2 separate regions of the Homo sapiens genome follow, and region 2 is linked to region 1. A link is a loop called in an ENCODE intact Hi-C map of the cell type or tissue named here. Cell type or tissue: gastrocnemius medialis. All regions are shown on one strand. Each heading gives the region's core, and the rest is flanking DNA. Links, peaks and the distances in the headings are about the cores only. Region 1 overlaps LOC101927025 (a long non-coding RNA gene). Region 2 has its middle 76 kb from the start of FAM174B.

What was found. Peaks named below come from ENCODE experiments on the same cell type or tissue, not always from the same donor. Only the 100,000 strongest peaks of a DNase experiment are listed, where the experiment ranks them.
Region 2: a loop joins it to region 1, with 11 times the contacts of the local background. A loop is called at or near these places in 1 of 110 quality-filtered maps.

The regions. Positions count from the first base shown.
Region 1 is chr15:93,124,412-93,129,785 of GRCh38, reverse strand. The region is part of intron 3 of LOC101927025 (a long non-coding RNA gene); the gene reads right to left. Among named protein-coding and RNA genes, the nearest start is that of RGMA, 38 kb to the right of the region's middle. In gastrocnemius medialis, for the core only: no CTCF peak of the experiment used is centred there; a DNase peak (open chromatin) is centred at 2,931; H3K27ac peaks cover 1,294 bases.
Region 2 is chr15:92,729,474-92,734,847 of GRCh38, reverse strand. It overlaps the pseudogene H2AZ2P1. Among named protein-coding and RNA genes, the nearest start is that of FAM174B, 76 kb to the right of the region's middle. In gastrocnemius medialis, for the core only: no CTCF peak of the experiment used is centred there; no DNase peak of the experiment used is centred there; H3K4me3 peaks cover 996 bases; H3K27ac peaks cover 629 bases.

The DNA.
Region 1 (5,374 bases), core at 250-5,249:
CAAATCCATCCTGGGCGCTTGCACTAGCCAGGCCCTACCCTAGGAACTTTCTCCCACTGCAGCTCATTGGATGTGCTTCTACAGCCTAGTCAGGACAAAACATTTGCTGGACACCAATTATGTGCCCAACACTGAGCCCTTTTCTCTTAATATTAATGATCTCAATTCTGATGAAATACGAAGTAAGGGATAGAACAAGCTCTAGGTAAACACAAAGTACATTAAATATGTGAAACTGTCACATTTATTTCAGACCTTTTTATGTCTGTTTGTTTTTTGAGATGGAGTCTTGCTCTGTCGCCCAGGTTGGAGTGCAATGTTGGCTGGAGTGCAACCTGTGCCTCCCGGGTTCAAGCGATTCTCCCCATCTCAGCCTCCCAAGTATCTGAGATTACAGACACCCGCCATCATGCCCGGCTAATTTTTGTACTTTTGTAGAGATGGGGTTTCGCCATATTGGCCAGGCTGGTCTTGAACTCCTGACCGCAGGTGATCAGTCTGCCTCGGCCTCCCAAAGTACTGGAATTACAGGCATGAGCCACTGCGCCTGGCCCAGGCCTTTTTATGCTTTAAACACAACATTTCAGGTACAAGTAAAGTAACCTCTGAAACTCTCACCAATAGGTAGATCCTTCCTTCTGTGTCTTTAGGCTTTTTGCTACCTAAGTGTTTATTTATAAACAAACAATATTCTGTGTTTTAAAATGTAATAATTCATATCAACTTATGTTTATATTCTGCAGCTCAATGTTTCCATTTGACATTAAGTTTGCCAGAACCGTGGGTATTGTCACATGCAGATCAATAAGCAAGCTCAGTAACGTTGCTAGGATTAGCCCATGAATATGGTTGCAAGGCCTGGAGTCTGTATGATACACACCCTTAAGACTTGAGACTTTGAGGCCTAGAATGTGGTCAGGTGTGTGTCAGTGTTCCATGGGGGCCTGAGAAGTGTGCACCGACTCTGCTGATTGGGTTCTCTACATGTCTATTAGACCAAGCTTGTAAGTGGTACATACTTACTGATTTGCATCTGCTGGTTTCTAGAGAGTTTTTGTTTTTGTTTGTTTGTTTTGAGACAGAGTCTCACTCTGTCACCCAGGCTGGAGTGCAGTGGCGTGATCTCGGCTCACTGTAAGCTCCGCTTCCCCCGGGTTCACGCCATTCTCCTACCTCAGCCTCCCGAGTAGCCGGGACTATAGGTGCGTGCCACCACGCCTGGCTAATTTTCTTTTTTTTTGGTATTTTTTTAGTAGAGATGGGGTTTCACCGTGTTAGCCAGGATGGTCTCGATCTCCTGACCTCGTGATCTGCCCACATCGGCCTCCCAAAGTGCTGGGATTATAGGCGTGAGCCACCGCGCCCAGCCCGAGAGTTGTATTTAAAAATTTAGCAATAAGACTTTACCTGTGTCAATTATTTTGACCATCACCCCTTTTCAAAAACATGTATGACATGAGTCTTTTTTTTTTCTTTTTTGAAACAGAGTCTCCCTCTATCGTCCAGGCTGGAGTGCAGTGGCGTGTTCTTGGCTCACTGCAACCTCCACCTCCTGGCTTCAAGCGATTCTCCTGCTTCAGCCTCCCGCGTAGCGAGATTACAGGTGCCTGCCACCACGCCCAGCTAATTTTTGTATTTTTAGTAGAGACGGGGTTTCACCATGTTGGCCATGGTTGGCCAGACTGGCCTTGAACTCCTGACCTCAGGTGATCTGCCCGCCTCAGCTTCCCAAAGTTCTGGGATTACAGGCATGAGCCACCACACCCGGCCTGATAAGAGTCTTATGGATACAGAAATATGAGGCTCAAAGCTGGGACATGACAGACTTAGGGTTGGAACCTGTCCACTTCCAAAGGCAGTCACTTCTCTTTCTCCTAGAGGTTGGTATGATCTAGCCACCCAGCAAATAGAGGCAACTGGGCCTGTGTTGAAACCCAGATCTATGAGGCTGTGAGGTGAAAATGCTCAACTCCCAAACTATCGTGCAAAATCTAGCAAATAAAACTCTACCCATTCTACCTGGAAGCCAACCTGAGATAGCCATACATTGAGCGGCTCATAAATGTTACCCGAGGCCACCGCATAACATTACCCACCTCCAAGCTCATTTCCGACCTGCTTCCTCCTACATCAGATCCTATCTGGCTCTTGGAGCTCAGTGGCCTCCCTGACTGGCATCCCGCTATCCTCCACTTGTCATTTTAGCTGACCTGATCTTGCCTGCTGACTTTAAACTGGTCCCATGGACTTCCCCCAGCAGTACCAGCTCCCATGTGTGCCTCTACACACATCAGACCCCACGGGCCCCAGGCCCACTGCCCCAGTCCTCAGTGACCCCCTGGCCATCAGATGGCCCGGCAAAGGCAGGTTCCTAAATGAACAACCAAAGCCCATTCCAAAATGTCTTCCCAGCTCTTAAGTCTGATTTTCTGCCTCTTACAACGGAGATGGGAATGGCAGATTCACCACGACACTAACTTAGCTTGGGCCTCAGAGGCCCTCCTTTCCAAAGGCCCCTCCTAAGACGCTGGACTTAATTTTATCTTCTCAAGGAGGATTCAGAAAATCCTAGGAACTTCAGGTCACCCAAAACCTGGGTCCACCCCTGCAGAAGTGACTCTTTCTTGAAGATCTCCTCGTCAAATAGTGAGGTGCTTTGGGGAAGTTCATGGGTTTAATCCCAGGATTAAAGCTTACACGAGAGGAGCAGGCCTTTGCCCGTCTCCTTCCACTTGTGTATCAGGCTCAGAGCCTTCCCCCATGCCACCTGGGAAATGCTGGCCTGGGTCAGCCCTGCTCCGCTGTGGCCTTCAAGCAGAAGGGAAAGCTTCAGCTCCCAGCTCAGCAATGTGCCTGGGCCCCGCCCTGCTCCAGCTGTGTCCACTGGGCTCGTGGGGAAGGGCCAGGACCAAGCCAGATGATCTGACATGATGGAAAGGGAAATTCTCAGCATTCCTTCTGCAGGAGACCTTTGCCAAATGCAGTGCAGTGAGGGGCAGCAGGCTGGGGTTTTCTCAAGCAGCCAAATGCATCTTCAACCCTGGCAGAGTTCAGTGCGGAAAAAACTGGGTCATCTCTAACGAAGTCGAGTTTCAAGGGGAACAGGCATCCGCTGTGGAGCAGGAGGCCGGGAAGGGGAAGACCATGGGGAGGCCAAGGGAGGATACAGAATGGAGTCCTGAATTACTCTCTCAATGCACACAGGCTTCCAGTTTTGGAAAAATGTCTTTATATTCCCAGAAATGACCCAACGGAACAATCAGATTACATTATTTTCTCCAGTCTTCAATGCATAGTGATGGCTCCAGACAGAAGGGGCCAAAATCCTATTTTTAACTCTGTCTTGACTGTCACACTAACCAACCACCAGATGTTCCTCAGCAGGGACCCAAATGTTCATGTTCCTTTCTCCCCACCCACAGGGCGCGCTTGGTGGGGAAACATCAGTCTGGCACTGTGAACTTCCCAAGCCAGCTTCAGCTGCTCAGCTTCCACCAGGGCACTGGAGGGGTCTCTAGAAGGCTGCCAAGAGCCCTCTCTCCCCTACAGCCAGGGGAACACTCTACCAATGACTTCCTAACAGACTCTCTTGGGAGCCTGTGCATTTTAATGACTAGAGGCCTTCCATTATTATCATGTCCTCTTGACAAAGCCAAGTTTTCCTTCAAGACTCAGCTCATTGACTCCTCCACAAAGTCCTGTCCAGCCACCTCCCACCACCTGGAGGCTGAACCAAGCCACTACCCCCACCCCAGCATCTCTGCATGATAGCACTTACGACTGTATAATTGCCTACTTCTTTTCTTTTTTTTCTGAGACGGAGTCTCGCTCTGTCGCCCAGGCTGGAGTGCAGTGGCACGATCTCGGCTCACTGCAAGCTCCGCCTCCCAGGTTCACGCCATTCTCCTGCCTCAGCCTCCTGAGTAGCTGGGACTACAGGCACCCGCCACCACGCCAGGCTAATTTTTTTTTTTTTTTTTTGTATTTTTAGTAGAGACGGAGTTTCACCATGCTAGCCAGGATGGTCTGGATCTCCTGACCTCGTGATCCACCCGCCTCAGCCTCCCAGAGTGCTGGGCTTACAGGTGCCTGCCACCATGCCCGGCTAATTTTTTTTTTTTTTTGTATTTTTAGTAGAGACGGGGTTTCACCATGCTAGCCAGGATGGTCTCGATCTCCTGATCTTGTGATCTGCCCACCTCGGCCTTTTGGGAGGTGCTGGGATTACAGGCGTGAGCCACCACTCCTGGCCTTAATTGCCTACTTCAACTCCATCTTCCTCGATAGTCTCGAGGCATCACATCCCCACCCTCCCCTCCTGTAGCTCCACACCCTAGGGAGTCCGCAGACACCTTTCCCTTACTGCCCATTCAGTCATTATGATTATGAGCCACCAATTGACAAAGAAGCTATGACTTGGAAAGATTGTTTGCCCAAGGTTCCAAAGCTGGTAAGCATCAACACCTAGACAACACCCAGATCTTCTGATTCTGAGTCTGATACACCTTTCATTGTTCAGTGGCTACTGGTAACGAGGCTTTAAGGAGATAAAGATGGGGGGAAGCAATAATATTTTGATAAATGCAGCTCCTCTGCCCCCAAACAGAAGAATTGAATGACAAATTGTGGCCGAAGGCACAAGAAATAAAACAGTCACAAACTAAAAGGCCTACAGAGGCCAGGCAGGGACTGTGATGCCTGAAGCAGGCCAGGTGGTGAGGATGAGCCCTCTGAGAAGGTATGCCCAGATCCGGGCCCAGACTTTATTCAGAACCAACACATTGCTGCCACCAGCAACACGGGCTCATAATTGCTCATTTTATGTTTGTAGTTAGAATTTGGGCTCTGATATGAAATCTTCAACATTTTTAATGATGGCAGGTAATCCACATGTTTAAAGAAACAGTCTGGGGGTTGGGGAATAAAACGCATCTGCAAGCTGAGCACATACAGGCCACCAGTTTGCAACCTCCTCGGACATCAGATCAACCAGTAGCACATTAACCTCACTCAGCTTCCTGGCTGCTGCCTCACTGGGAGGCCTGGGGCTTCAGAGGATTCAGACAGAAAGAGCGGTCCTCAGCAGCGCGGCTGGCCGCTCCAATGTAGCGTCTTGCTCTTCTGCACTTTTATCCTCACAACCTGCAGTGGAATCACTGCATGATTTTCGTCACCCAGGGGGCCATTCTGATCAGTCAGCCTCCGGGGGGGATGACGATTTTTTGGTTTGTGTCTGATTTGGCATTTGCTTTGCTCCTACCAGACTTTCGACCACTTTCTTACAGGATGCCTTTGAGATTCTTCTTTAGGTATCCCCTGAACCTCACACAGTAATTGCACAAGAATGAACACTTCACCAATAGGAAATGGAAGA
Region 2 (5,374 bases), core at 265-5,264, 390 kb after region 1:
GCCTCCCAAAGTGCTGGGATTACAGGCGTGAGCCACTGTGCCCGGCCGACTGTTTTCTTTTGAACACCTACAATGACAGGAGCACTCAGGACCATCTGAGGCAGCCTATTCAATTTAAATGGTTTTCAAGCTTATTTTCTTTCATGATAAACTTTTAAATATGACTATTAAATCAGGATAATACAGAAAAGTAGAAGGCAGAAAACTCAATGCTTGTCATCCATTTGTCAGGGACAACACTTCGGTGCCTCTTGTCCAGTATTTACAAGACAATCATTTTTTTCGCAGTCATGTGGTGTAATGTTCAAGAGTTTATAGGAACATATTTTTTTGCTCAGTATATAAAACTTGGGAAATACAGGGAATGTAAATTCTCTAGCTTCCTTCAACCCAGAGAGAGCTCTGCTTACGTTCGTGAGGCGGCCGGGGCAGCCAAGGGCGGTGGTTAAAAGGGTGTATTTAAAGTCAGACAACCCTGAGGGACCATGGGAAAACTTCTCAAATCTCTCCTTAAGTCTCAGCTTTCTCATTTTTTAATGGCTTCTGTCTTTTCTTTTAAAGTGAGGTGAAGGAGAGCGGCGGCGGCGGCGCGGGTCGGCAGCGGGAGGGCGCGCGGCGGGGCGGAGGCGGAGGCGGAGTCGGCGCCGAGAACATGGCCGGAGGCAAAGCTGGAAAGGACAGTGGGAAGGCCAAGGCTAAGGCAGTATCTCGCTCACAGAGAGCTGGGCTACAGTTTCCTGTGGGCCGCATCCACAGACACTTGAAGACTCGCACCACAAGCCATGGAAGGGTGGGTGCCACTGCTGCCGTGCACAGGGCTGCGATTCCGGGGTACCTCACTGCAGAGGTGCTGGAGCTGGCAGGTAATGCTTCTAAGGGTCTCAAAGCAAAGCGTATCACTCCGCGTCACTGGCAGCTTGCAGTCCGTGGTGATGAAGAGTTGGATTCTCTTATCAAGGCTACCACAGCTGGGGGTGGCGTGATCCCCTCACATCCACAAATCTCTGACTGGAAAGAAGGGACAGCGGAAAACTGCTTAGAGGGATGCTTTAACCAACCCTCTTCCTCCCCGTCATTGTACTGGAACTGGGACAGAAGAAATAATGGGGATATGTGGAATTTTTAACAACAGTTAAATGGAAAAGCATAGACAATTACTGTAGACATGATAAAAGAAACATTTGTACGTTCTTAGACTCGAAGTTTGATAAAAGTACCTTTTCATGTGGTGAAAAAAAAATAAAGTGAGGTGAAATTCAGATAACATATAATTAGCTCCTTTAAAGAGTAGAATTCAGTGGCAGCTAGAGTATTTGTAATATTGTGCAAACAGCACCCTCTAACAATTTTTCAACACCCCAAAAGAAACACCTCATAAGCATTAAGTAATCACTCCCACTTCCCCTTTCTCCCATCCTCTAGTAATTACTAATCTGCTTTCTGTGCCTATGGATTTGCTCACTCTGGAAGTATCATAAAAGGAATCATATAATATGTGAGCTTTTATGCCTGGCTTCTTTTACTCAGCATAATGTTTTCAAGGTTCATTTGTGCTGTAGTATATATCAGTTATTAGATCCTTTTTTTTTTTTTTTGAGACAGAGTTTCACTCTTGTCCCCCAGCTTGGAGTGCAATGGCACGATCTCAGCTCACTGCAACCTCCGCCTCTGGGGTGCAAGCGATTCTTGTGCCTCGGCCTCCTGAGTAGCTGGGATTACAGGCACGTGCCACCACGCCTGGCTAATTTTTGTATTTTTAGTAGAGACAGTGTTTCACCGTGTTGGCCAGGCTGGTCTCGAACTCCTGACCTCAAGTGATCCGCTTTCCTCAGCCTCCCAAAGTGCTAGGACTACAGGTGTGAGCCATCTCTCCCAGCCAGATCATTTTTCTCATAGCTGAATAATAGTCCATTGTGCAGATATACCACAATTTGTCTATCTATTCATCTACTGATGGACATTTGGGTTGTGGTTGTTTGGCTCATGTTTTTTGTGTTCCATTTAAGAAATTCCTGGCTAACACAAAGTCACAAAGATTTTCTATATTTTCTTGAAGAAGTTTTCTACTTTGAACTCTTAAGGTTTATAATCAGTTTCTAGTTCAATTTTATGTGTAGTGTGAGATAAATGTGAGATGCTCTTTGCAGCAACATGGCTACAGCTGGAGGATATTATTGAGGTGTTGAGGTTCATTATCATTTTTTTTTTTAACTTTTAGGTTCAGGGGTACATGTGCAGGTTTGTTTTGTAGGTAAATTGTGTGTCACAGGGAAGGTTCATTATTTTATTTTATTTTTATTTATTTATTTTTGAGACAGAGTTTTGCTCTTGTTGCCCAGGCTAATTTTGTATTTTTAGTAGAGACAGGGTTTCTCCATGTTTGTCAGGCTGGTCTTGAACTCCCAACTTCAGGTCGTCTGCCCACCTCGGCCTCCCAAAGTGCTGGGATTACAGGTGTGAGCCACTGTGCCCGGTCTCATTATTTTATTTATTAATTTTTTTGAGACGAAGTTTTGCTCTTGTTGCCCAGGCTGGAGTGCAGAGTGGTGCGATCTCGGCTCACTGCAACCTCCGCCTCCAGGTTCAAGTGATTCTCCTGCCTCAGCCTCCTGAGTAGCTGAGATTACAGACATGCACCACCACGCCTAGCTAATTTTTGTATTTTTAGTAGAGACGGGGTTTCACCATGTTGGCCAGACTGATCTCGAACTCCTGAACTCAGGTGATCCACCCACCTCGGCCTCCCAACGGGCTGGGATTACAGGTGTGAGCCAGTGCACCTGGCCTGGGTTCATCATTTTTTCATGCAGATAACCAATTATTTCAGGACCATTAGTTGGACTGTTTAAAAAAATTTTTTTCAACTTTTATTTTAGTTTCAGGGGGTACAGGTGCAGGTTTGTTACATGGGTACATTGCATGTCACTGAAGTTTGGTGTACAAATGATCTTGTCACCCAGGTAGTGAGCATAGTACTCAATAAGGAGTTTTTCAACACTCTTCCTCCTTCCACCCTCCCCCTTCTAGTAGCCCTGGTGTGTATTGTTCCCTTCTTCATCTCCACATGTACTAAATGTTTAGTTCTCACTTAGAAGTGAGAACATGTGGTATTTGGTTTTCTGTTCCGGTGCTAATTTGCTTAGGATAATGTCCTCCAGCTGCATCCATGTTGCTGAAAGGACATGATTTTACTCCTTTTTATGGCTGCATAGGATTCTATGTTGTGTATGTATCATATTTTCTTTTTTCTTTTTTTTTTTTGAGATGGAGTTTCGCTCTTGTTGCCCAGGCTGAAGTGCAATGGCGCGATCCAGGCTCACTGCAACCTCTTCTTCCTGGATTCAAGCGATTCTCCTGTCTCAGCCTCCCACGCAGCTGGGATTACAGGCATGCACCATGACGCCTGGCTAATTTTTTGTATTTTTAGTAGAGACGGGGTTTCTCCATGTTGGTCAGGCTGGTCTTGAACTCCTGACCTCAGGTGATCTGCCTGCCTCGGCCTCCCAAAGTGGCAAGATTATAGGTGTGAGCCACCGCACCTGGCTACCACATTTTCTTTATCCAGTCCACTGCTGATAGACATCTAGGTTGATTCCATGTCTTTGCTATTGTGAATAGTGCTGTGATGAACATCTGAGTGCATGTCTTTTTGTAGAGCAATTTATTTTCTTTTAGATATATACCCAGTAATGGGATTGCTGGGTCAAATGGCAGTTCCACTTTAAGTTCTTTGAGAAATCTCCAAACGATTTCCACAGTGGCTGAACTAATTTACATTCCCACCAACAGTGTAAAAGTGTTCACTTTCTCTGCAGCCTCATCAGCATCTGTTGTTTTGTAACAATGGGCATTATGACTGGTGTGAGATGGTATTTCATTGTGGTTTTGATTTGCATTTCTCTGATAATTAGTGATGTGGAACATTTTTTCATACGTTTCTTGGCCACTTGTATATCTTTTTTTGAGAAGGGTCTGTTCATGTCTTTTGCCCATTTTTATATTTATTTATTTATTTATTATTTATGTATTTATTTATTTTTGAGACGGAGTTTCACTCTGTCAGGCAGGCTGGAGTGAAGTGGTGCGATCTTGGCTCACTGCAACCTCTGCCTCCCCAGTTCAAGCAATTCTTCTGCCTCAGCCTCCCAAGTTGCTGGGATTATAGGTGCCTGCCACCATGCCTGGCTTCTTTTGCCCTTTTTTTTTTTGAGACCAAGTTTTGCTCTTGTTGCCCAGGCTGGAGTGCAAAGGTGTGATCTCGGCTCACTGCAACCTCCGGCTCCTGGGTTCAAGCAATTCTCCTGTCTCAGCCTCCCGACTAGCTGAGATTACAGGCATGCTCCAGCACGCCCGACTAATTCTGTATTTTTAGTAGAGATGGGGTTTCTCCATGTTGGTCAGGCTGGTCTTGAACTCCTGACCTCAGGTGATCCACCAGCCTTGGCCTCCCGAAGCGCTGGGATTACAGGTGTGAGCCACTGTGCCTGGCCTCTTTTGCCCATTTTAAATTTTGATTATTATTATTTTTGAGACAGAGTTTCGCTCTTGTTGCCCAGGTTGGAGTGCAATGGCGCAATCTTGGCTCACCACAACCTCCGCCTCCCAGGTTCAAGCGATTCTCCTACTTCAGCCTCCTGAGTAGCTGGGATTTCAGGCATGCGCCACCATGCCTGGCTAATTTTTTGTATTTTTAGTAGAGATGAGTTTTCTCCATGTTGGTCAGGCTGGTCTTGAACTCCCAACTTCCAGTGATCTGCTTGCCTCGGCCTCCCAAAGTGCTAGGATTACAGGCGTGAAGCACCATGCCTGCCCCCTTTTGCCCATTTTTAAATGGTGTTACTTGTTTTTCACTTGTTCAATAGTTTAAGTTCCTTATAGATTCTGGATATAAACCTTTGTCAGCTGCATAGTTTGTGAATTTTTTCCTCCATTCTGTAGGTTGTCTGTTCACTCTGTTGACAGTTTCTTCTGCTATGCAGATGCTCTTCAGTTTAATTAGATCCCACTTGTCAATATTTGTTTCTGTTGCAATTGCTTTTGAGGACTTAGTCATAATTTCTTTCCCAAGGCTGATGTCCAGAATGGTGTTTCCTGGGTTTTCTTCTAGGAGTCTTTGTTGGACGTCTTACGTTTAAATCTTTAATGCATCTAGCATATGGTGAAAGGTTGAGGTCTAGTTTCATTCTACTGCATATGAGTGGCCAGCTATCTCAGCACCATTTAGTGATATATGTCTATACTTTTTCCAATACTACTGTCTTGATTACTGTAGCTTTCGCATAAATCTTGAAATTAGTGTAAGTCTTCTAATTTTGTTGATCCTTTAAAAAATTGTTTTGGCTATTATAGGTCATTTGCATATATATATATTTTT